Regions from separate parts of the Homo sapiens genome. Here region 1 is linked to region 2. A link is a loop called in an ENCODE intact Hi-C map of the cell type or tissue named here. Cell type or tissue: CD4-positive, alpha-beta T cell. All regions are shown on one strand. Links, peaks and the distances in the headings refer to the core of each region. The heading gives the core; the rest is flanking DNA.

What was found. Hi-C counts contacts between places; a loop is a spot of excess contacts. Peaks named below come from ENCODE experiments on the same cell type or tissue, not always from the same donor. Only the 100,000 strongest peaks of a DNase experiment are listed, where the experiment ranks them.
Region 1: it touches region 2 in a loop (7-fold over the local background); 5 of 110 quality-filtered maps call a loop at or near these places.

What each region holds. Positions count from the first base shown.
Region 1 is chrX:132,426,681-132,439,118 of GRCh38, reverse strand. All of the region lies in intron 2 of MBNL3 (muscleblind like splicing regulator 3), which reads left to right. RAP2C-AS1 (RAP2C antisense RNA 1) reads right to left here. Exons shown (of 3, transcript NR_110410.1): 3 at 6,308-9,306. Among named protein-coding and RNA genes, the nearest start is that of MBNL3, 56 kb to the left of the region's middle. In CD4-positive, alpha-beta T cell, for the core only: no CTCF peak of the experiment used is centred there; no DNase peak of the experiment used is centred there.
Region 2 is chrX:132,476,123-132,488,560 of GRCh38, reverse strand. The region is part of intron 1 of MBNL3 (muscleblind like splicing regulator 3); the gene reads left to right. Among named protein-coding and RNA genes, the nearest start is that of MBNL3, 6.7 kb to the left of the region's middle. In CD4-positive, alpha-beta T cell, for the core only: no CTCF peak of the experiment used is centred there; DNase peaks (open chromatin) are centred at 7,440 and 7,860; H3K4me3 peaks cover 1,114 bases; H3K27ac peaks cover 2,378 bases.

The DNA.
Region 1 (12,438 bases), core at 5,473-7,972, 48 kb after region 2:
CTTGCTATCGTTTACTTTTTTGTATATGATTTAGATGTTACAGTGATCATAATCCCCATGTAACCTAGAGAAGCCCTTCACTGAATTATAGCATATTATCCATAGTACCAAAATGCACTTAGGAGGGACTTGTCAGCTTTCAGAGGATAACTAAAGTCAGACTGAGGGAGTATAAGGGTTCCAGAAGGAAAATTATGGCATTTTGAAGCGTCTCAAAGTATATTTTGAACCTTTAACTTAAACGTATTGCTACAAAACTAGGTTCACTTAATTTTCCTCCTGGACAGATGATTGACCAATTTCAGATTTGTGAGTATATTTTGTAAGGAAAGTCCTATTACTAAGGTCATCAAGCCTGAGTATTACATACTAGATTATAAACAAAATATGAGGCCAGATGAGGTATTATATAGGACAGGATGTATATGATTGCAGAAAAAGAAAATGCACTGATTTTCATGTGTTATTCATAGTTATCCTTAAATTAAGGATAAAAAGTATAAATTAAAACATAGAAGCAATAAATTATAATGGATTTCTGGTTTAATTAAGATTTGCTACAATGCATCTGAGACTTTTTTCAAAATATGTCAAAATGAATTAAGCTTAACAAGAACTTTTTCAGTTTCTTGATATTGTTTTACCTTCATCATGACCAATTTTACCTCATTAACATTTTTATTTATGGCTGCATTGGCTAACAGAGATGTATCCCTTCGTGTGATGGTTTCCTCAGGAAACATTTTCTTAAGCGATATACAGGTTAAGTATCTCTTATCTGAAATGCTTGAGACTGAAAGTGTTTTCGATTTTTTGGATTTTAGAATATTTGCATATCCATAAAGAGATATCTTGGGGATGGGACTCCAGTCTAACCATGAAATTCATTTACATTTTATATACACTTTTTACACATAGCCTGAAGGTAATGTTATACAATATTTTAAATAATTTTGTGCATGAAACAAAGTTGTGTACATTCAGCTATCAGAAAACAAAAGCGTCATTATCTCAGCCACCCATGTGACATCATGTTGACACTTAAAAAGTTGAGGCTTTTGGAGCATTTTATACTTCAGGTTTTTGGATTAAAGATGCTTAACCTGTAGTACTTAAAGGGTTACTTTTACTTATTTCGTGATTACTAGTTTTTTGTTTTTTGTTTTTTTTTGCAGACCATTCCATTTTAAGAATAGAAACTTGTTATTGTAAAGATAAAGGTAATTCCTACCATTGAAAATCTCTGAATTGCTTTTATTTGTGGTAGACATTATGACTAAAGAACTTATTTTGTTTTCTTCATTTTGGTTTCATTTAAGTTTCATCTACAATTATTTTGTGTATTATTTAAATCTGCAGCTACAGGATTGGGCAGTGCCTTGAAGTGGAAAAGCATACTGAGTTAGTTGGGGGAAAAATGAGGTATCTTTCATCTGGTCCATATAGAGGGTCAGGAACTGCAGTAGAAACTTTGCATTGTTGTTTCAGGAGATCTGGGGTACAGTCCCAGCCTCACTACTGTATCTGACCTCGGGCAACTTAACCTCACAATCCTTGAGTAACTTCATCTGTAACAGATAGATAGTATCTTCTGTACCTAACTTCTGTGATTATTGTGGAGATTGCAGTAAGCTAGTACAAATGGAAAACCATATATCAATATAAAAGTGAATTAAATAAAAGGTTTTCTTCCTATCAACTAAATGTTTGTTGTAGGCATTCTTTAACAAAGTTCTATTTAGTTAGGGCTTATTATTTAAAATTACAAACTCATGTTCCAAATGTACATGACCAAATCTAGTTGCTGTGTGTTATTAGTTGTTCAAGCTAAGTATAACTGTTTTTATGGTTACTCTGATATAGAGTTCCTTGCAGGCTTTGTAAATTCTATCTTTCCAAACATCATAGAATGTGAAAGGAGACATGTGATCTTCCTAATCATTAATAAACTCAGGTCAGTAATTCCATTTAAAGGCAAAAGAGTGCCATAAACTAAACATTTTGAAGAAAAGTACTAGGGAAGGTGACTGTTTACAAAATGCGTGCTGCACTACAACTTTAGAGCTTGGAAGGTGTTTAATTCAGAGACAAAATAGATAATAGCCAATGAATATTAATAAGCCACTTAATTATTTAAATAAGTTGTCTACTCACTGTATCTAGTGTTTTTAAAGTAATGTTTGCATCATGTTAATATCCTGATGACCAGTCACACAGGGTAAAGATGATTTACATAATCCTTACATTCTCATATTTTAGTGAAAACCTTAATATTTCAAATATGTAAAGCCGTTCAAACAATTACTTAATTTGCCATTTAGATAGCACATTAAACAAAGTTCCATGTCTGCACAAGAGCTTTGTAGTTCTTATCCATGACATGCATGAAGGTTAAATTAAGTTGAGGGTAATTGACCTATGTGCATTGTGCTAGTATCATATCTATAATATACAAATAACATACCTCAGTGGTTACTGCAGCATTTCCTACTTCTCCTGAGTTTTTATAATTGAAACACTGTTGAACTTCATCTGTGTACTATTTCTTCTCTCATGAGTGATTAAATAACTGAAACAATCATTTGATGAGTTTTGGGCTGCTGCTTTTGTTTTTGTTTTGTTTTGTTGTTGTTGTGTAAGAATTCTATTAGTACTAGCTACTCTACCAGATGATGGTTATTGCCTTAATAACAGGTACAACAGATACAATGTTCTAACTCACCTCATAATGAGGGAATGTTATGAAAATAAGAAGGGCAAATTGGATGGCTGATTGTGTATTGTGCTGAAGTGCTGTGCCTATCAATCCATGAATGTTGAGTGCTCAGTGATGAAGGCAGCACCATCTTCAAATGGAAATCTAGTGTAGTCCATGGATTAATTTCCAGCTACATAGAATGGTCTCATATCATGTTGGTATGCAGCTGTTTTTGACTCTGTTGCCTTGTGGACTTGGCATAATCTGTCTCCAAAGTTTTCTTCAAAGTATCGCTTAATCCATTCTATGCCAATTTCTTGATATTACAGTTTGCCATTGATCTAGGTTGGTATTTTTAGTGAATGTTCCTTGGATTTAACGAAGGGTCATCATTTTTAAAACGAAATCAATCTTTGTGATTGTTTTCATAGCCAAGTTATTCTGCTTCAGCAATATCATGATGTCTTGAACCTTTCCCTTTATACTTGAAGCAATGTGTTATCAGTCACTTTTTATCCAGGAAGGATATAAATGTTGTCATTATTTCATTATGACAGATCAACACCCATCACAACTGTCCACCCCTCTTACCACTTTGGGTAGTTTTGTGCCAAGAATTTCCTGGTAAAGGCCATAGCAGCAGACATAGTTAGAGGATACTCAAGCTAACCTATATACATTCCTTAAAAAATGGGAACTGGGTAAGGAATGCACATAAAACAGTCACATGCCATGTCTTCAAAATCACATATGATCACGAGAAAAATAATATTTTGACAAGTGAAACCTTGTCAAATATTATAAGCATATCGATATGAATCTATCCTTGTAGGTCAAACTGGCCCAAGTTACCAGTATATTCTGCAATAGCAACACTAGTCACAGCAGTTTTCATTAGTTTAAAATTTGACTATTTTTGACTGAATACTTACTCATCCCTATTTGCCAAGGGAAAGTTTACCAGAAACTAGATGCCTAGCAACACAATCCCAAGGGTCACTGGATTATGCAAGACTTAGCACCATTTATCAGCTCCATCAGAGAGGTCTGTCTACACTATAAAGACACATAAGCAGCAGCTGTCATCTTGAGAGTCAAGGAAAATAACATTTTATTTAAGGATCTCTATTTTCTATGATGCTAACCTTTAAAGGGAAGTATCTTTGACTGGTAAAAGTCAATGCTATTTTGGACATTTCAAAAACCTCTTTTGAAAGGAAAATAGAATTACAATTATAGGTTGGTGCGGAAGTAATTGTGTTTTTTGCCATGAAAGCAATGGCAAAAACTGCAATTACTTCTGCACCGACCTAATGGTACCCAAACAAATACATATTGATAGTTCAGCCTCGCCTTTTAAACATTTTATTTTGAAATATTAATAATTTTAGGCTTACAGAAAAGTTACAAAAGTGATACAGGAAACTCCTGTATACTTTTTATCCAGATTCCCCTAATGTCAACAACTTACATGCCATGCATTGCACAGTTATCAAAACCAGGGAATTATCACTGGTACAAGATTCTTAAGTAAACTCAAGACCTTATTTGAATGTCACCAATTTTCTTCCTAATGTTATTTTTCTGTTCCAGGATCCAATCTGGGATCCCACATGGCATTTATTCCTTATATCTCCTTAGTCTCCTCCAACCTGTGACACTTTCCCAGTCTTTCCTTGTCTTTCATGACCATGACACTTAGGATGAATACTGGTCAGTTATTCTGTAAAATACATCTCACCTTGTGCTTGTTGAATGTTTTCTCATGATTAGACTGAGATCATGTGGTTTTGACAAATAAAAAAGAAACCCACACGCAGAAATGATGTGCATGACATCTGAGGGTATGGGATATTGATATATCTTATTCATTATGTTAACTTTAATTAGCTGGTTCAAGTGGCATCTACTGGATTTCTCCACTGTAACATGACCAGTTTTTCTTTTGTAAAAACTGATAACTATGTCCCCCATTTATTCATCATCCCCTACAATATGCCATTGATCGTAATGGGCATCCCAATGTCCTAGATGTTAAAAAGTGAACAAGTGTTCATCTTAGAAGTGATTGGTAATGTACTTCTATAATTATAGTCAATTAAGAAAGAGAGCAAGGGAAAATGGACCAAGAGCATGACAGAGAAAATAGCAGCAACAAGCCACTGGAAAGACAGAACACTGGAGAGTGAGCAGTCCTAGAAGTGATGTGATATGTGTGTGCCTATCATATACTACTGCAGAGTGTGACAGCTGTCCCCTTCTTGTTCATGGCCTTGGGACTTAGCCGTGAACCAGAAACAGTCCCTGCCTCCATGGTGCAGACATTCTCATTGGGAGTTGGAGGAGGAGCAGGTAAAAAATAATTAAATATTCAGGATAACAATACATTGTCAGGTGTGAGGAAAGGGTGCAGAGAATGGCAGGGGCTACTGTTTTAGATACAGTGGCCAGGAGGCCTCCAGTGAGGTGACCTTTGAGGAGAGGCATGCAGGAGATGAGGGGACAGTGAAGAGGATTTCTAAGAACATTCCAGGCAAAGAGAATGGCGACAGCTAAGGCCCTGAAGCTGGCGGCAGCCTGGTGTGTGTGAGGAAACTCAAGATCCCCAGCGTGGCTGGAGCAGAGCCATGAAGGGGGAGGGCAGTGGGAGATGAGGGCAGGGAGGTCCCGGGGGTGGGGAGATCAGGTGGGGCTCTGTGTATCATGCTGAGGACTTTGGATCCTGTTCCAGGAGCTGGAAAGGTTGACATAATCGGGGGAAAGCAAGCCCACACAAAGCAGAGGTGTCTAGTCTTTATATTTTTTAAGTGGAAAAGAGAATAATTTCCACGAAGACAAATAACTCCTGTTTATAGGTGAAGTAGAAGTCAAATGGTGCCCAATCCCTATTCTTCACTCCCTTATTTCTGTGACTTGTACCTCAACTCCAGTTCATACCCCAGTGATGGGGAATTAGCAATAAAGAAATCTCATGTGAGGAAAGAGTTAATATAGCAGGTTTGGTGGCTTACTCTTTGCATGTCTCCCAGGGAAACCTTAACTATCCCCTGGGAATGTGGCCACCATTCATTTTGTCACTGATTGGTTATTGTGTTGTATACACCTGGAACAATGGACCATGCCATAACAGCTTGTCAGGGTTGCTTTGCTCAAGATCAAGATTGATGACTGATTCATTGTTAGGGTCCTGCATTACAGTTGCCATGGCCAGTTGGTAGCAGGCTGTGCATATGTGACCAGGACCCATCTGCACCTCAGACCTTGAGACTAGAACTGGGCTTCCCAGGGTGGAGACATTCCATACATGCCTCTGTAGTTTGCTGCTAGAGAGAGAGAGTCCTTGTGCATGTGGCTTCGAACTAGGAAGAACATTGGAAGCTTGTGCTGGGCTTCTCTTGATTCTACTGATACGTATATTTTTCCTGTTACTTTTCCTCTGTATTCCAAGCTGTAATAAATTTTAGTTGCGAGTGTAAGTTGCTATTGAGTCTGTGAGTCCTGGCAAATGTCAAAGAAGCTTTTCTGTATGTTGTTATTTTTCATACATTATTTGCTTGATTTTTTTTTTTTACATTTTTCTGTTTTTTATGAGAAGGGCTTTTTCATTTTGTTTCTATTTTTTAAAGTTTAATTTTTGAATGGATATTTTCATAATTCAAAAATTTAGAAAAACAGTCAACTAATGAGTACATCAACAAAATATGGTATATACATACAATGTAATATTACTCAGCTACAAAAAGGAACAAAGTACTGATCCATGCTACAACATGGATGAACCTTAAAAACATGATGTTAAGTGAAAGAAGCCAGACATAAAAGGTCACATATTGTGTGATTCCATTTATATGAAACATCAAGAGTTGGCAAATCCATAGAGACAGAAAGCAGATTAGTGGTTGCCAGGGTCTTGTGAAGGGCAGTAGATGGGTGAGTGAGGGGTGAGGGGTATGGGAATTAACTACTAATGGGTACATGGCTTTTTTTTTAAGGGTGATGAAAATGTCCTGGAATTAGTGATGATAGTTACACAACTTTGTATATAAATGTGTTAAAAACTACTGATGTGTAGACTTTAAAAGGGTGAGTTTTATGATTTGTGAATTATACTCAATGAAAAAGTTTAAGAAATTTCAACGATAGTAGAGTATGCAGCGAAGTTTTCCCCTCATCTCTTTTCCCCAGTTAATCAGTTGACCTCCAAACTGATATTTTGGTTTTCCCTCTCCCATAGATATTATATATATACATATGAGCAAATATATCCATACTTATTTTCCATTTTCACACAGATAGTAGCATACTGTTTTCCTCCTTGCTTTTTTTGAGTTTAAAATATTAACAGTAAAAAGATGGGAAAAGCTATGTCATGCTGACACTAATAAAAAGAAGCCTGGAGGTGCTATATTTATAATAAAGATAAAAAGAATTGCACACAAATACAGGATTCTAGTTAGTAAATCTGTTCCTCACAGGCATATGTAAGTATGTAGATACTGAGGTTGAACAAATAAATGTATATAGAGTAGATAATGAGAGCCTATTTTCTCACTATCAGAGGAAAAAAGTTAAAAATAAAAAGGGAAGGTTAGGATGAATACCGTGGTGTGGATTAGAAAGGACACATGAGTATGTATACAGATAGATACAGGAATAGATATTGATCTGTGTGTATGCATGGGTTATTATGTATGCTTTCATTTCCTAGCTCTGTCTTGGGAAGCCCTAGAAGCAATTAACACCCCAACAGCAACGAGTATACTTAGTACCCACATCTTTGTGTCTAATATCATTCTCCAATAAAGGAACTCGGGATCTTTGGAATAATGGCTAATTCTGGACAGAAGCAGGGAAAATACAAGATGAGGCTGTAATGTCTTTTGGTGTAAGAATGTAAGAAAGTGCTAGAGAAAGGGTGGGGGCATGACAAGACAGCATAGTAGCCAGTCTGAAGGAGCTCCCAATGGCTGAAGTTAGAATAACTTGAGCAAGAAACTAAATGATGACAGTATTGAATTATAGCTCATAGAATAAAATAGATGCCCATGAGTCCATAGTTTACAAAAAAAATTGAATAAATGGATAAGTTGGGGAGAAGGGACAACTCCTCCTTACAGAAGAATTCCAATTAATAAATGGAGAACAAATGAAGGAAACACAAAATCACTAGTAGGCAAATGCCATGGTAATAATGGTTGCAGGCAAGATCCACTGATATATGCTGAAATCAGTGGGTAAAAGTTGGAGGAGAAACAGGATATTTGCATTGTCCCAAAGTATTTCTCCCAGGATATTTATCAATTAAAAATAGAACAGGCATGGTCTATTTCATTTATCAATAAAAAATAGACCAGGCATGGTGGCTGGCTCATGCCTTTAATCCCAGCACTTTGGGAGGCCGAGGTGGGAGGATCTTTTGAGGCCAGGAGTTTGAGACCAGCCTGGGCAATATAGCGAGACCCTGTCTATACAAAACATTTTTAAAAAAATTAACTGGGCATAATGGTGCATGCCTGTAGTCCCAGCTACTCAGGAGGCAGAGGATCGCTTGAGCCTGGGAGATTGAGGCTGCAGTGAGCAGTGATTGTGCCACTGCACTCCAGCCTGGGCAACACAGCAAGACCCTGTTTCTAAAATAAATAAATAAAGGGAAAATAGTCACTTTACAGTGGAGAAACCCAGCAGATGCCACTTTAACCAGGTGTTTAAGGTTAACATAATGAGTGATAAGATATATCAATATCACATACCCTCAGATAGGATACACACCATTTCTGTGATGTTCCTGCCAAAAAGACATGGTCTCGGTCTAATCATGAGAAAACATTCAACAAACACAAAGTGAGAGGCATTTTACAGAATAAATGACCAGTACTCATCCAAAGTGTCATGGTCATGAAAGACAAGGAAAGACTTAGAAAGTGTCACAGATTGGAGGAGACTAAGGAGAAGTGAGGAATAAATGCCATGTGGGAACCTGGATTGGATCCTAGAACAGAAGAACATTAGGAAGAAAATTGGTGACATTCAAATAAGATCTCTTGTTAAGAGTCTCGTACCAGTGTTAATTTCCTGGTTTTGGTAATTGTGTTATGGTTATGTAAGTATTTAACAGTAGGGGAATCTGGGTGAAGGGTATACAGGGACTCCAGGTATTATTTTTGCGATTTTTTTGTAAGTTCAAAATTATTTCAAAATGAAGTATTTTAAAAGTTAGCTTTTTTAGTCTGTCCTTTGAGGCTCAGAAATATTGTGGGGTATTGTTTCTTTTCATTTTTATTCTTAAAAAAAAAACTTTGAGTATGGGGATGAGAAAACTCTAAAATCTAGTCATGACTGATCATGAGATTGCCCCCACCAAAAGTTCGATGACTCAGATATCTTCATAGTTAAGAAAGCGCTCATACATATAAAAGCACTTCACAAACCTAGCAAACGAAGAATTTTGGCTGTAGAAGGAAGAACGTTCAGTTCAAAATTGTTGCCATTTACAGTTGGGTAAACTGGTGATCCGTTGAGGGAGAGTGACTTGACCTAGTTCACATATGCAGTTATCAAAAGAGCTTGATGACTCCGGCGTTCTTCCAATCATTATTCAGTCTTCTTTCCTGTGGAGAAGAAGGAAATGGAGAGAACATCAATTAGGCTATTGCTTTAGTAAACCAAAAGCATCCAGCTCTTATCACAGTCATGCTGCTCCACATGACATTGGGACTGTCTGTGAAGTTTTCTGGTTCTCCTTTACTTTTTGCACTATAAAGTAAGGCGTGGATAAGCCAACTTTTCCTTTGCTAATCCCTCCCTCTTTTATTGTTTCTGATTCATGATAATTTAGATTAAGACTTTATTAACCTTCATATTTAGTTCATGGACAATTATTTGGATAACTTGTTTTGAAAATAAGGCAGAAGAGAAGAATTTTTAGACAAAGTTACCTAACTTTGTGATACTAAACTTTGCTTAATTGCTGAGTGTCAGAACACTGAGCTGTCTCTGCTCCCTTGTCCATCCTTCTCCCCAAACACCGCATTGTTGAGTTTGCTGACCAGAACTGGGGATTGTAACTGTGGCTGTGTATCACATCTTCACTGCATGAAACTCATTGATGTCTGATTCTGTTATATACTCATTAGTACAATGCCCTGGCCAGCTAGGAAGAAACCTGTCATAGATCAGCTGAAATATTGCAGTAGCAATTCAGCCTTATTATGGGTCAAGTATTTTATACAATAATTTGGAATCTAATCCAACTTATTTAAAGTGTTGTTTTATGGGATCATAGCTCAAAATCATCTCTTCCTGGCCAAGTTGTAATTGGGCATCTGGTGAGAAAAGACTTGGGCTAGGGCCAGGCATGTATTCCCCAACTACTGTTTGATGTTACCATTAATACTGACCCTTTGCTACAGGAACTCCATTAAGTAGGAGAGATTTGGAAATTGGAAATTTGAAAACTATTATATTTCAACTCTTTTGTCTAGAAGAAACTCTTAGATGTTAGGGTAATATACATCTGATCCTACTTGGTTAGTAAATAATCTCTTCATGTAGCATAGCTGAAATGAAGTCTTTTTCTCTATATCAGATTTTTTCGAAATGTGGATACAAGGTACTTCTGTGCATCCGGAAATAGCAATTAGTTCTTCTAGGAACATGACATTATTCATAGAACATTGTTTACTTACTGTTCTGTTTGCCCTTGCAGATGACCTTTCTGCATGTACCATCCTTGAGGTGACCCTTGTTTTCCTCTCAGTGTGTCACTTGGTCCCTGACTTATGGGGTTATATATTCCAGAGGAATCTTAGCTGTCTGCTATTTTCTGTAAATACTCTTTTTTTTCTTCAGTGTTTATTCTGCTACATAATCGGTCTTCAGTTTCTTAAATTTATGGTTTTTTTTTTTTAATTTTTGATGTCTAATCCAGATTTGCAGTCCTGCTTGGGTTTTCAATGTTTTTGTTTCTGTGCCTTCAATTCTCACCCCAGGGTCAAGTTTTATTGCTAGATGTCATTACAAGTTTATCTCACATTTTTTGCCATCTTTCTTGATATTGTTTTCTTTAAAGTCAGTAAACAATTCCATTTGTTTTTCATCCTTTTATTTTCTAAATGATCTCCAGTATTTGGATTGAACCATGTTGTATCTAGAGATAGAGTAAATCATTTTTCGGTATCTTGTTTATGATGAGATTATGTAAAATTGCTTAATGTCATGTCTAATATGTTATTTAGTTAAGTAGATATGGCTATAGAATCTATCTGTTAGAAACAGTTTTGCAGCTATAACTCGGTCATAGGCATTTAAATGTATGCCTTAAATTGGATTTTTGTATATCATAAATAAGCTTTTTTTCTGTTGAAGCTCAAATTTTTTTTAACCCACTGGAAATTGGTAGAAAATAAATTAGGCTTTGCTTCTACCTATATTCTTATGAGTAGATAGTGGACAATGAAGGCAGTTTCCACGTTGAAAACTGTACAAAAATTTGAAAATGTAAAGTCCACAGTAATATAAATGTATTACATATGACAAATTCCCTTTAATTCCATTAAATATGACAAAAAACAAGACATGTCCTATGTATCAGCCATGATTTGTTAGCTAACGGAACGGTAGTAATGTTCTAATTTCTGTCTTAGCGTGCAAAAATGCAAACAGAAAACCTTTTTCTGTGACTTTAAACTCTTTAACCATCTTTTATATGCATCTAAATACAGTGAGTAGATTACATTGTAGTATCAATAATCTCTTAGCTCCAAATACTTTTTAGAGATCTCATTTTTAAAAACCACATTGTTTTAAGACCACATTGTCACATTGTCTTAATATCTTTGTTCATCTTCCCATTTGTGAAAGATAGTAAAACCGAAGTAACAATTTGAGGATTTTTAATAGCTTCATGTACTCTGTGTTCTTGTTTTAAATATTTCACAAATACCTATCCTAGGAGTTGTTCCACTTAACAAACTTAATTTTTTCCAGCTTTTATAAAAATGTAATCTCTAGTGTTTCTGCAATTTCCTGGTTATTTTACTTTTTTTACTAACCAAAAAAAGTGTTCTATATAGAACCAAATTCAGTCTTAACTTCAGTATTACTAACAAATTTTAAAACCATAGCCATCTTTAATCTCCCAGTACCCCACTGTAGGAAGAATTTGACTTTGGAATATTGTCTCATTTTTCAAAGGAGCCTGAGAAGTAGTTTTGGAAAATACCTTTTTCTTGGGTGAACTCTAGATGTAACCACTGAAAATATCTGAAATGAAACATTCTATCAGCAAGTGGCATAAACATCGAAAATGCTGCCTTGTCACACATAACAGTTCTAACAAGGGCTCCTTATGTCATGGGAATCCTACTACCTCTGTTTCTCTTCATATGAGAGCAAGCAGCAGCACTGAATTTGTAAGACTATTTGGTTGTGGTTTCCTAGAAGGATTTGTATAAATGTCAGGGGTTATTTAATGCTGAAAGTCCTGTTAAATCCATTAAGAATTGTATGTACATTCAATTCCCCAAAGAAATGATTCATTCAACAAACATTTATTGCAACCTCTTACTTGTTAGGCACTGGGCTCAGTAATGTGGAGAATACAAAGTTAGGAAAGATGTGGTTCTTGCCTGACCTTTTAGTAAGAGGTTACTTGTGTTATATGCCATAAGCCAGATACAAACTAACAGCTACAACAGTCCAAGGGCACAGGTAGGGACTGGGATTATATTCAGCAGTGGTGG
Region 2 (12,438 bases), core at 6,421-8,920:
GCAAATGCTTTTTAACAACGAATTTCCCCATTTTCACGCGATATCGTGAGCAGTGCCACAGCTTCCTTGCAGAACCTTGTCTCTTCCTGCCCTGAGTCAACACGTTTGGGCAGCTCGCTTTTACTACTGGGGTTTGAAGGGCATGAGAGTAGATTTTAGGAGACTATTAAAAAGGGAACTTTAGTTTTTAACACTCACACAATAAGCTTTTATGGTAAGAAAACGAAATTAAACCCAGACGAGTAATGAAAGTTGACATTTAAGTGATTCTTTGTTGTGGTTTCATAATTAGGGTAATAGACCTACTGTGTGTTTTTCTGAGCACTCTTAGATAGCTAGCTAGCTAGCTAGCTAGCTAGATGATAGATAAAACAGATAAATTAATTGTGGCTCTAATTAAAGTAATATGTTTTAAAGGAGTTATTTTCTCCTAGATGTTCTTACATCGTTTGTAAATTGAGCTGGGATCCCCACAGCCTCTCCGTATTTGTGGGTAGACTTCATGGGAAAGAATCAATTAAAACAAAACTTGCAAGATTTAATTTTGAAGTGATTGGTACTTTTTTTATTAAGCGGACTCCCTGCTTTAGTGAATAAACGTTTGGGTGATTACTGATATAATGTTTGGAAAACAGATTGTTGGTATGTGGGAATGACTAAACATCCATGCTTGATACAATTTATCTGAATTTTGTTTTGTTTTGTTTCCCCCTCCAGTGAAAGGTAAATAGACAATGAGGCTTATCAGACACCTTGGATTTTTCCTGATTATATTTCCATCTTCTCCTTGGCCCATGAAAATCTAATCCTGAATGTTTAACTACTTTTTAAAATAATTTTTAACTTTTTTCTAATGTGCGATACTTTTGGGGGATGCTTTCATATTTACCAACACTTCTTCAAATATAGACTAAAATGGGCTTCTGCCCACAGCTCAGCTGATAATATTCTATCGCTGTTCACTCCTTCTCCCAAAGCAGTAGAAACTACTTGGTTGGCAGACGCTCTGCTACTAAATTTAGCAAGTGTGTGGAAAGGGAGAAAAATATTGTTTTGCCCTTATTAAAGCATGGTGCAGTTTTCTGCCCAGGTGCTGTAGTCTACCTAGAAACAAACAACCAAACTGTTTACAATGGAATTACTATACAACAAATTTTCAGCAGTTTTTCATATTATTCTTGAAAGAAGTATGTGGGGCAATTCATTGCTTCATGTCTAAAATGAGAGTTCCTGCAGGTAGAGCAATAAACACTTGCATTTTGGTAAAGGGAGGATGAGAAAAAGCAACTTCTCCCATTTTTAGTGATTATGGACTTAGATCCCAGTTCAGTACTGTTTGCTTCCGGATGTGCTACCTTGCTGCTAAAAGACTTCGGACCAAATGCATCCTTAAAAAAAAAGAAAAAAAGAAAGAAAGAAAAGTGAAAATACTAAACCTTGAGGCCAGAATAGACAAGCTAAACTGGTGTCAGAGAAATTAGGAAATTTTGCCAGTTAACATTCTGCTGCCTCATACAGTGATGAGATTGGAGACCTTATATGAAAACATAAGTGAAGGAGTTTGTAAAAAAAAAATGTTTTGAGAGATAATTGATATAGTGCTGGGCTAGAGGTGGTGACTGCATGTTTTGCTCTACTTCTAAGAGCTACTTCATTTCTCTAATTTCCTTTGCTACTTTAAGCAATCGTAATGACTCCCAGGACTATTATAAAGTACCTTTTTTTTCCTCAACTGTCCACTTCAGGCATTTCACAACAGCTGCTTTTTATGATTATGAGCTGGTAGCAAAGGACCTTTGGTATTCTCTTGCACCACCCTCTACCTAGATAATGCTTTGCACAAACTAGGTGCTTAATAAATGTTACATTAAAAAGAAGAATAGCTTATAAACTCACAGTGGAATAGATTTTGGGTACAGCTTTTAATTTAAACGGAAGGCATTTTTATGCACTCACAAGAACCTAAACATTCAAAGAAGAGTAGAATGTACATTCCCCTAGTTGTCTGCATTGTATTTGCTTCTAAAGGGTTCTCTTGCCTCTCATTGTACTTCCAGGCACTTGTATACTTCATGCTTTTGACCAGTAGGTGTATTATTATCTCTCCAGCTTCACTGTGATACTTCCCAGTATCACAGCAGCTTGGGAATAAAAAAGGTTTTGTCTTTTGAGTGATTGTATAGTACCACACATGCTGGAACAGTGACAGTCTCTTGACTGTTGTGCAGATGTTGACAGTATAGTTTAGTACAGTTTTGTTCTCCACCCAGCTGCCTTTATGTGTGAGGGACGAGGGGAGGGAATGGAGTGAGAAGCTCTAAAATGATGAAGATTTCTATTGATAACATTTTACTTTTATTCTGCTTATAGTACAATAAATTCAGGAAGGTGGCAGAATTTTTCTGTTTTCAAATAAATAATGTTGCCTGATAGGCTTACAAACAGGGATTGGGGCATAGCTGACAGTACATAAGTTATAGTACATTTTTGACAAGTAATTTCATCCTGTAATTAAAGTTAGATAATGGTCACTGCCATGTTAACATTATCAAGTGTCTGTAAGAGCATGAAGGCTACACTCACCTTTACTTCATCAAGGTTCTTCCATGCTGGTGAGTTTTCTTATGACATTGTCTACTAGGCAAAACAGATGGATTTTTCCTCATTCAAATGTATGTGATATCAAGAAAATAGAAATCAGAAGTTGTGTTTGTGGGATTTTTCTGCCTTTCTCTAGGTGTGATATAGCTCTCACTTCAAATATAGAAAGAAACCCGAGCCTCAGCTAAAATGAGATGGACACTTTTCCTGAAAGAGAAGAAACTGTGTCTGGGAGCAAGTTGTTTAATTGTCAATTAACCAACCAGCAAACAAACATAAATTATAACTGAAAGAAAGCAATTAGATCTTTCATAATGTGGGCTTTTAGGTCTTAAGGATACCAGATGGTTCCATGACATTCTGTTCTTCCTAAATGGTTATCTATTGCCTCAAGATAGCCAAATGACAGTGTTGGAAAGGCAACTTTGAGAATTAGGATAAATAAGGTATCAGTTGTCTTAATGGATGTTAATAACATCCACATGACCTGAAAGGGATAAGAAAATATTTTTTCAGATCATTGTAGTAAAAATGCATTATTAACTCATCATTTAGATCTGCTTGGTATTAGATTGAGTGACATTGTTTTTAAAAGATTGATGGAGAAAACAATACAATCTGGGAAGTAGGACCTTATCATTTTTATTTGAGAAATAATGGGACTTCCAAATTGCCTGGGCACACAAACACACACGTACATGAGTGTACAAATTAGTGGTCAATTCAAAACAATGTATACAGATGTGCATTGCTTTCTCACTGGAAGATTATAGGAAAATATTTTTACAGTATTCCTCCAATTCTAAGAATGAAATAAAAAAGTTCACTGTAAACTATTATAAATATTTGATATAGTGATGTCACTCTGAGGCTCAGGAAAAGAACCAGGGCTTTGAATGTTCAACTCCAGGCAGTTAACTTTCAGAAAAAAATAAAAAATAAAAAGATGCTTTGCTCAGAACTCAAGAGGAAGCAAGAATAAAAGGAGGCTTGATTTAAATGTGTGTGTGTGTGTGTGTGTGTGTGCGCGTGTGTATTCTCCCTTTGTATGTGTATGGTGATTTTCAGGAAGCCCAAGCATAGGACTCAGTTTGACATGCTTCCTAAAATATTATGTCAACTCTCAAGTTTTACTTGCATCAGTATTAAGTTGGCTCATGAGGAAAAGGAATTATTTGTTTTCTGATTTGAGGCAGGAGTTTGTTTTTTGCCCAGACAGTGAGTGAACTTGAAGGGCTTAGAAATAAAGGGCCTCCCATAGAGAAAAGGCAACCTGGACAGAAATGCAGGGGGTTGGCAGTAGAGACTAGAGGTCATTTGATCTCTTTAAGCCATGGGAGCATCCTGGAGTCTGATAGTTGGCTGGATTTTGTTTTCCATTTAGGATCACAAATTAGCTTAAAATTGTCCACATTGGATTCTTGAATCCTGAGCTTCTTGGCATTGCCTTCAACTGGTGTGGAAAATTGAGAAAGGTTTCCTCAGGCTTACTCAGGTTTCCTTGAATGTACCAGTAACTATTCATTAAGCAGAGGTTATTGGGTCTCTTTACCTCATATCCCTAATGCCTGGTAGATAGTAGGTTCTCAGTAAAAGTTTGTTAAATAAATGAAAGACTAGATTAATCTTTCTAACTTGTTTTTGCATGTTACGAACATTCTTCCTTGTAGCATTATTTCTGTTTTTTATTGACAAAAGAAAAATCAACACCAATAAGCAGACTGAACGCTAGATTGAATGACTGTTCTGCTAGAGGCCACAGTAGCAACTCAAGTCCAGGGAGATGCAAGCAGTGCCAGCTTTGGGGCTGAGACCTTGAGGACTGGCCTGAAAGCCAGCTGCTACTTTTCTTTCACCTGTAGTTGCATTTAGAATACCTCCCCCACATCCCAGGGATATCAGTCTTCATTACAAAGAAATGTTTACATAGAAACAGTTCTTTAACTGTTTCACCAGATTAAAAATTTAAAAAAAAAATCAGAAATACTGTGACTCTGATGCCTCCTGTCATGTATAGTTTAGGAAGTGATGAAGTTACAGACAAAATCCAAAAAGGACACTGGGAGCTGTCTCATTTTCAGTCAGATGTTGATTGCCCATTTAGAGGCTGGATTTGCATAGGTTTTTACTTACCAAGATACAGGTATGAATAGTGCCTCTTTTTATTGTGTACAGAAAGCAAAGTCCACACAGTAGAAGAGACAAGAGCTGTCATTTCAGATCCACCACAATCATCTTTTGTGCCCAGAGGATAATCAGTCTTTAGGTTTAGCGCTTGCAATTTCTCCTTATGTGGCAGTACAAAGTAACCAAACAAGAGGTTATGTTGGAGAGTGGCATGGGAGGGGTAGTCTATTAGCAAAATGAAAGAGTGAAAGAACCAGAGAGCTTACATTTCACCTTTTGTTTTGTAGTACTCAGCTTCTACGCAGGAAAGCAAAACAACACAAAACAAAAGCACCCTGTAGAATATTAACTGGACATGTATCTCGTGAAATAATTCCTTACTTAATTTACCAATGGGGAAAATGGGATTGTCACAATATATAATATTAAGGTGGTTGCTTTAAGGTTGGATTCATATACTATACACTGGTTTTTCTGAGTTCCATTTAAAATATGTAATGACAAATTCAACAAGACCCATGGCACAGAGGTGGGGATCACATTTAACCTCAGTACCCAAGTGAAGAGTTTGTATTCGTCCTCTGAAAAGTAGGCACTTGATAATGGCCCAGTTGGGGGTGCTGTTTTGTTAAAGGGTACATTGATATTTTAAAAATTGTTTGCTGTCTGTGATCCATGAGGATCCTGAAGAAAGGATGGGGGCATTTCTTTCAGAAGTGATTTTGAGAAAAAATTAAACTCCCAACTCCTTTATGTCAGCATTTTCCCCTAAGTAATTGGACAACATGAAGAGAAACCTTATTAGCTCACCCAGATATATGAAGTGAAACATAGTACATGTTATAGAGTTACATTTTATATTTAAGGACTTCCCAATAAAATCATTAGGGAGGGACTGGGGTACCATGCCTGTGTAATCTGATATGTTTCATGAATGCCTATAGCAGCGGCCTCAGCTGCAGACAGAGGCTGAGGCTGTGTCAATATGCACTCTGCTCGCTTTCTGAAGCCAGGGTCAAGGCCAGACTCAGATTGACAGGCTCGTCAAGGGAGGGCCTTTTTTGAGAAAGACCTTGGATTTTGGCGGGACTTTTTTGTGGTGTACTTTATATGTTTACATTTATTAAATTAACATTGTAATGCAAATGAAAATGTAGGGTCAAAATACATAACCTGATCTGGAGATAGTGTTAAACATCTGCATGTGAGGCAGTTTGTGAATTTGAGGCCTTAGGTAAATGGTCATCACGACATTTAGACATGACATCAGAACCAGGGAGGAGACCAGTATGAGCAGTGAAGGGCTCCATGTCTGCCTCTAAACTTAAGTTCAGGGTAGGTCCCGCTCGCCATAGAAGATGAGTTGAAAATCAGTGTTACCCATCTAAATGAGGAGGAAGGGCTAAAGCCTGTGGATTGACTAGAGGGAGGGTCTGGGAGTTCTTTTTATAAACTTATATGTATATTTTTAATTGACAATAATTGTAATATTTACGGGGTAGAATGTGATATTTCAATACATGCATACAATGTGTAATGATCAAATCAGGGTATTTAGCATATCCATCACCTCAAACATTTGTCATTTCTTTGTGTTGGGAACTTTCAAAATCCTCTCTTCTAGCTATTTGAAAACATAAACTAAATTGTTATTATCATCACCCAACGGTGCTGTAAAGCACTACAGTTTATTCCCACTATGTGGCTATAGTTTTGTGTCCATTAACCAGCCTTTGGCTATTCCCCAACCCCCACCCTTCCCAGGCTCTAGTTACCACTGTTTTACTCACTGCTTCTATGAGATCAACTCTTTCAGCTTCCACATATGAGTGAGAACATGCAGTATTTGTATTTCTGTGCCTGGTTTATTTCATGTAACACAATGTCCTCCAGGTTTATCCATGTTTTGGTGGGACTTTTGACTGACTCGCAAGTTGCCCCTCTACCCCATGTTTAATAACCTGGTTTTGCTGGGGAATTCATATAGATGCGCTGAGATTCAGTGCAGCAACAATACCAGGGCAGAATGCTTTTGCTTTCTAACTGAAACTCCCCCTCCAAAGCTCTTTTGTGATTGAAAAGTGGATAGGCTAGAAAGATGTGTCCTAGGGCTTGGCATTTCACAGTGCTGAAAAAAAGACAAGACTACCTCCATATTTTGTGAAGAGTGTGATCATCATCATCATCACATCATAAAAGGATCTAAAATGTGATTTGATTTAGAGAACTCTCATGCACATACTTTGAACTTGCACAAGTCATTTTGTGGGATGACAATGATGATGATGATGAGAGAAACTCTAAGAAGCTAGATTTCTGGGATATTGTAGTCTCCAGCTCTGTCATTTACTAATCAGGCACATGAAAATTGTGGTTCTGAATATATATTCTAAATTAACAGGAAACAGCTAGGCAACCTAAGATCTGATTTTAAATTCTTTTACAAATGTGGGCTTTTATTCCAATATTCATTAAAATGCAGTGGTTCAAGTGACTGAATCTGTAACCTGTGTTAAGTGAATGTTTTTTGGATAAAAGTTACATTTTTCACTTTCAAGCCTAGATCATATAATAGGCCTCCTTGTTGCCTTGTGTCTATCCCCAAAGAAATCTCTGTAATATTTTTAGCCATCTAAGAAAACAGTTCAGACAGAGGCACTCAGAAACGGTGACAAGCAATGACAGGAAATGCTGGTTGCACTGGGCTCCCTCATAACTTAGTGAGGCCACAGCTGGCTGATTTGCTTTTAACTTCCTGTTTGGCGGCTATTTGAGTCAAAAGTAGCTGTGTTTTCCATATAGAGTTTTTTTTTTCTTTATTCTGTAAGGCCACAATAAATCTGTCACTGGGCTGCATGTTTTGTATATTTTATGAACTGTATCATGTGGTTTGAGTTTAATTTGGAAGGCAGTGCTTTTACAATCAAGGTCCCTCCCCCACCACACGTGCAGCTTTGTGGTCTGGGATTGCATGGGCCTTCGAAAGTTTATGGCTTTATTTACACAATAGTGATTGCTGAGGAGGGCATTTCCTGCCAGCTAATGACTGGTTGGAAGGACCAACAGTCCAAATCCACGGAGAGAGGACCATTCATTAAATGCCAGGAAGCGACCAGGCTGCTTTTCTCATGAAGCAGTGGGGAGAAAGTGAAACCACATTCTGCCCTTTGAAGAGCCCAGAGCACCATGGGCAGAGCTGGGTATGGATGTGGTGCCTCCTCATCCATATGGACAATGGAGCTACTTTTCCTAACAGGGACAAACTACTTCTTTCTCATAGGTTGCCAAATCGGGCCTTTGATGGGAGGGCATTTCCTATAGGTCGATGGTCCAATAGAGACTGGCCAAATAAAGTTGAGGGCCCTGAATTTGCCATTAACGTCTGCCAGATAATTCTTAACTCAGAGGTGTTACAGCTACTTGAAAACCTTTAATATCACATGATTGAGTTTCCTAATTGGTTGAATAACTCATCATTAGTAAAGTGGACAAAAACTTGGAAAGGAATGGAAAGAATGGTTTGTTTTCAGGGTCAGTTTAGCAGGTTACAGATATTTTACTTTGATCTCGTAATATAATGAAGGTAAATAATATACATGAAGAGTGCTTTGCCTTTAGTGGAAGTACCATTGAGAGCTGTAATAGTAATCATTTAACCCATGACATTTCCAGGAAACAGTTTTGTCCTCAGTATAATTCTTGCCTGCTATAAAGCAGCTGAGGTGTGAACAGTTTGGCATTGATTTAGAGCAAAAACAGAATAAGATCGAGGCTGGGTTCACATCCAGGAATCCCTGACTTCCTGGCCTGCCCTTCACTCCCTTAGCTTCCTAAGCCTTCAATTTGCTAAAAAGTTAAATGTTTATAAAAGACAAACATCTGTTCTGAGTTCTTTGGTAGGTACCTCCATATAAAGGAGGCTATGTGACAGCGCCCCCCACCCCCAACTCCCCTGACTCCATGACTTGGCTTGGTCCTTTATCTTGAAATTTAAATTTCTTTCATATCTTCCAAATTTGGTGGGGGGATGGCAGGGGTGGGCTGAATCTCTGAAATAGAGGCAATCACTGATGGCCAGACACCTGCATTTCTTCATGGGATTGAGTAATCTGTTACATGCAGAACAAACCAAATATTAAGTTTCATTTTTGAGTCTGGCAAATGTCATTACATGCTTTTTAAATATTCAGTAATCCAGGGATTGCTGGTCATTACCAGTTCACAAAAGTGAAAGGGTTTTCTGAAGTTTAAAATGTTCCACAAATAAACCGTATACTCATTACTGTTGTTATTATTAGATGATGCCCAGAGCAGATTTATAAACAAAAAAGCGGCTGATGAACAAAAAAATATATATTTCAAAATATGATTTTAATTTTTGAACATTTTTGAGTTTGAATGTTAAGATACACTAAAATTTTGAAAGCTCAGATGAAAGACCGTATTCGATTTAGAAACTGGTTTGGACTAAGAACAAACAACGTTTTTTGTAAGTAGATTGGCCTGAATATTTACAAACATTTATAATTAGCAACACAGCTGTATGTATGTATGTATGGGTTTATTTATTTATTTTTATTTTTGGAGTTGAAGTCTCACTCTTTCGCCCAGGCTAGAGTGCAGTGGTACAATCTCAGCTCACTGCAACCTCTGCCTCCTAGGTTCAAGCGATTCTCCTGCCTCAGCCTCCCAAGTAGCTGGGATTATGGGCACCCACCACCATACCATGCTAATTTTTGTATTTTTAGTAGAGATGGGGTTTCACCATGTTGGCCAGGCTGGTCTTGAACTCCTGCCTCAGGTGATCTGCCTGCCTTGGCCTCCCAAAGTGCTGGGATTACAGGCGTGAGCCACCGTGCCGGGCCCGGACATTATTATTTTGTTTAGCAAAACCTTTCTTTATAGGTAATCTAAAATACATATTTCAAGCTGATTCAGGTTCAGTTATCACAATCTAAACTAGTGGTGTCAAAATTAATATAGGTTTACTCTACTGTATTTGGAGCCAACAGCATTACCTTGTGGTATTAGAAAAGCCTATTTATTCTATCATTGTAATTTTCAAGTGGTAGGCAACAACTCATTAGTGCATAATGAAATCCATTTAGTAGGTTGTGACTAGCATTTCTATTAAACAGAATTGCATTAAATAGACAGTAAGAAAATATCAACATGTGTCATGTAGTAAGATTAGATATATTGGGTGAGACTGTTATTTCAAATCCATGCACCTGTTACTGAGTTAGGATGTAAAGTGTGTTTCTTACTATTTGTTGCCGTCAGAAAGGTTTAAAAGTCAGTGTTTTAGTGGATGTTATTTCTGTGTCAGAAATATTTTTCCTCTCTTTTTTGAAGGGAAGATGGTCAAGGGATGCTGAAGGCTTTCATGATAACATACCTAGTGCTGTTGGTTCAGTACCCTGATAGTTATGTGTCTGCTTTTCAAACTGAACAGTAAGATATTGCTATAGATGTGCTATAAGATTTAATGTCCAAGGTATTTTGCAATCCTGAAGGCAGAAACTTTATATATTATGTATTTACTAAGTGCTATTGCTAGAACATTGGGACACTGAAAATAAAACTATCTGGGAACAAAAGCCAAAAACGGATGTTTAACAACGACAACAACAACAAAATGACAACTAAAAACCTTGGGACAATTGGGTGTGAGGTGCTTCGAATGGCAAAAGAATTATCCAAAAATTTTAAATGTTGGAAGAAAATCAAGCTCATTTTAATAAGTTAAATATAAGTTAAAGGGCTCAAAAATTGTTTTTGATTTTCATAAATCAAAAATGGTCATAGCAAGAGAATGTGTTTGCAAGAAGAAAACAAGCTGATTCATAAATATAAATGTTTATGCTGGGAAAAAAACCTGTGGGTGTCTATTTTTTCTGCGGTGAACAAAGGCACACTTTAAAATGAATTTTAAAATTGTAGATGAGGCATAAGCTGAAAGTCTGTTAAATATACCTAAAATATTAATGGGAAAGATTACAGAAATAAAGAAGAAAATAGCCACATAGTCTTTCCAATCACTTTTTTTGTGCTAATGAGTATTGAGCCTAGTAGTAGGAAAACATAAGATTCACTCACATGAACAGATAAGAGATTAACTACTGAATGCAACCCATTAGGAGAAGTCTGGCCTTAGAAGTCTGGCCAATTTGTGCATATTCCTTAGAATTAAATAATTGTCAGGGGGAGGAAAATATTGCCTTCCGGGGGTACTATTGCATCTCCAGTAGGATCATGAGGAGTTTGTCTTCACCCTCACCTCTCCTGCAGTTCCCTCCCATTGTCATTAAATCTCTTTCTGCCTGGGACATATTGAATTCTTTCCCAAAAGTCTCTTCCTGTGGACATCCTTCAGAGCCTTAAAGCACTGTTGCTTCCTCAACTTTGAGACTTGACATACAATAAGGCTTTATAGATATTTAAATGTTAAACTGAAGTTACTGCTCTGAAAATGTAATGTCAGCTTCTTATGAGTTAGTGACTAAACTCTGTCATTGTGAGTTTGTATCTCCCTCCTCAGATATAATACATTTAAAGATTAAGAATAGAAAAAGACTTACAGATCTACTGATTGTGTAATTAGCAATCAATTTATGAAATGAGATGTAAAACAAATTAAGGACCATAATAAAGGGTTACATCATCACCAACAAAACCCGTTATTCTGTTTATGACGATAAAAACTAAAAAATGTTGAAGGGTGAAATTGCATACATGCTCTGATCCTGAGAGCTAAAGGTTTTAATTCTTTCTTATTCTGATGTTAAAGCTTTTTAGAAAGCAGTAATACATATTTTGGGGGGTTATAGGATACCTTTGCCCATAAGCATCTGTTTCACTGTAAACATGTACAGAGTAGTATAGAGTCAGTTGAATAAGGTGTGGGGGGTTTGAGTGTGAGTTATTCAGGATTTTCAGCTGTAACAAGCATGTAGTTGACTGTTCTAGGCAAACAAAATTAGTCATTGTTTTGGGTGTCAGCTACCTTTTTCACGTTAGCCTTCTGGGATTTTTTTGTTATGGGATGCTTGACAAATTAATAGTGATAAGCAAAAGCTCTGTGAGAGGGAGTGCTCAAGCCAACTAAACACCAACTTATCATTCATTTCATGCAGCACTCTAACTTTCATCAGGCTGTCTGGGAAATATTGTGACGTTTTATATAATATTACATTTGAAACTTTAAGGTATACATGGAACTCAAGACCTTTGACAGGTGAGTTTGTTTTGTTTATTGTAAGTGGAAATTTCCTTCAGTAGGCAATGAGACTGTCAAGGCAAACTTTCTTGTAGAATGGAGGAGGAGAAAGGAAGGAGAGAAAGAGCTGCATGGTTTCCTAACATTTTGTTTGGAGAACTCCTTATACCGCATTCCTCATTTTCATGAAATCCAAAAGAAGGTTGAAATGCTGTATTGCTGTTAGCAGAGTTTTCCCTAAACTAGTAAGTGAGGGAAACCCCTTCTTCCCAAGAATTGCAACCATTAGCACTCTCAGGAAGCCTGCAATGATTTGGACATAAGGAAAACAAAATATATACACCTTCTATGTACTCACAACATTTTTTAAAAAATAAAAATAAATATAATCATGTTGAAAAAAAAACACTTGATCATCTCAGATCCAGGAGAGGAGCTCTGGCTCATATTATTCCTCATGTTGGATAATCATTAAAACAGAAGAAAATAAA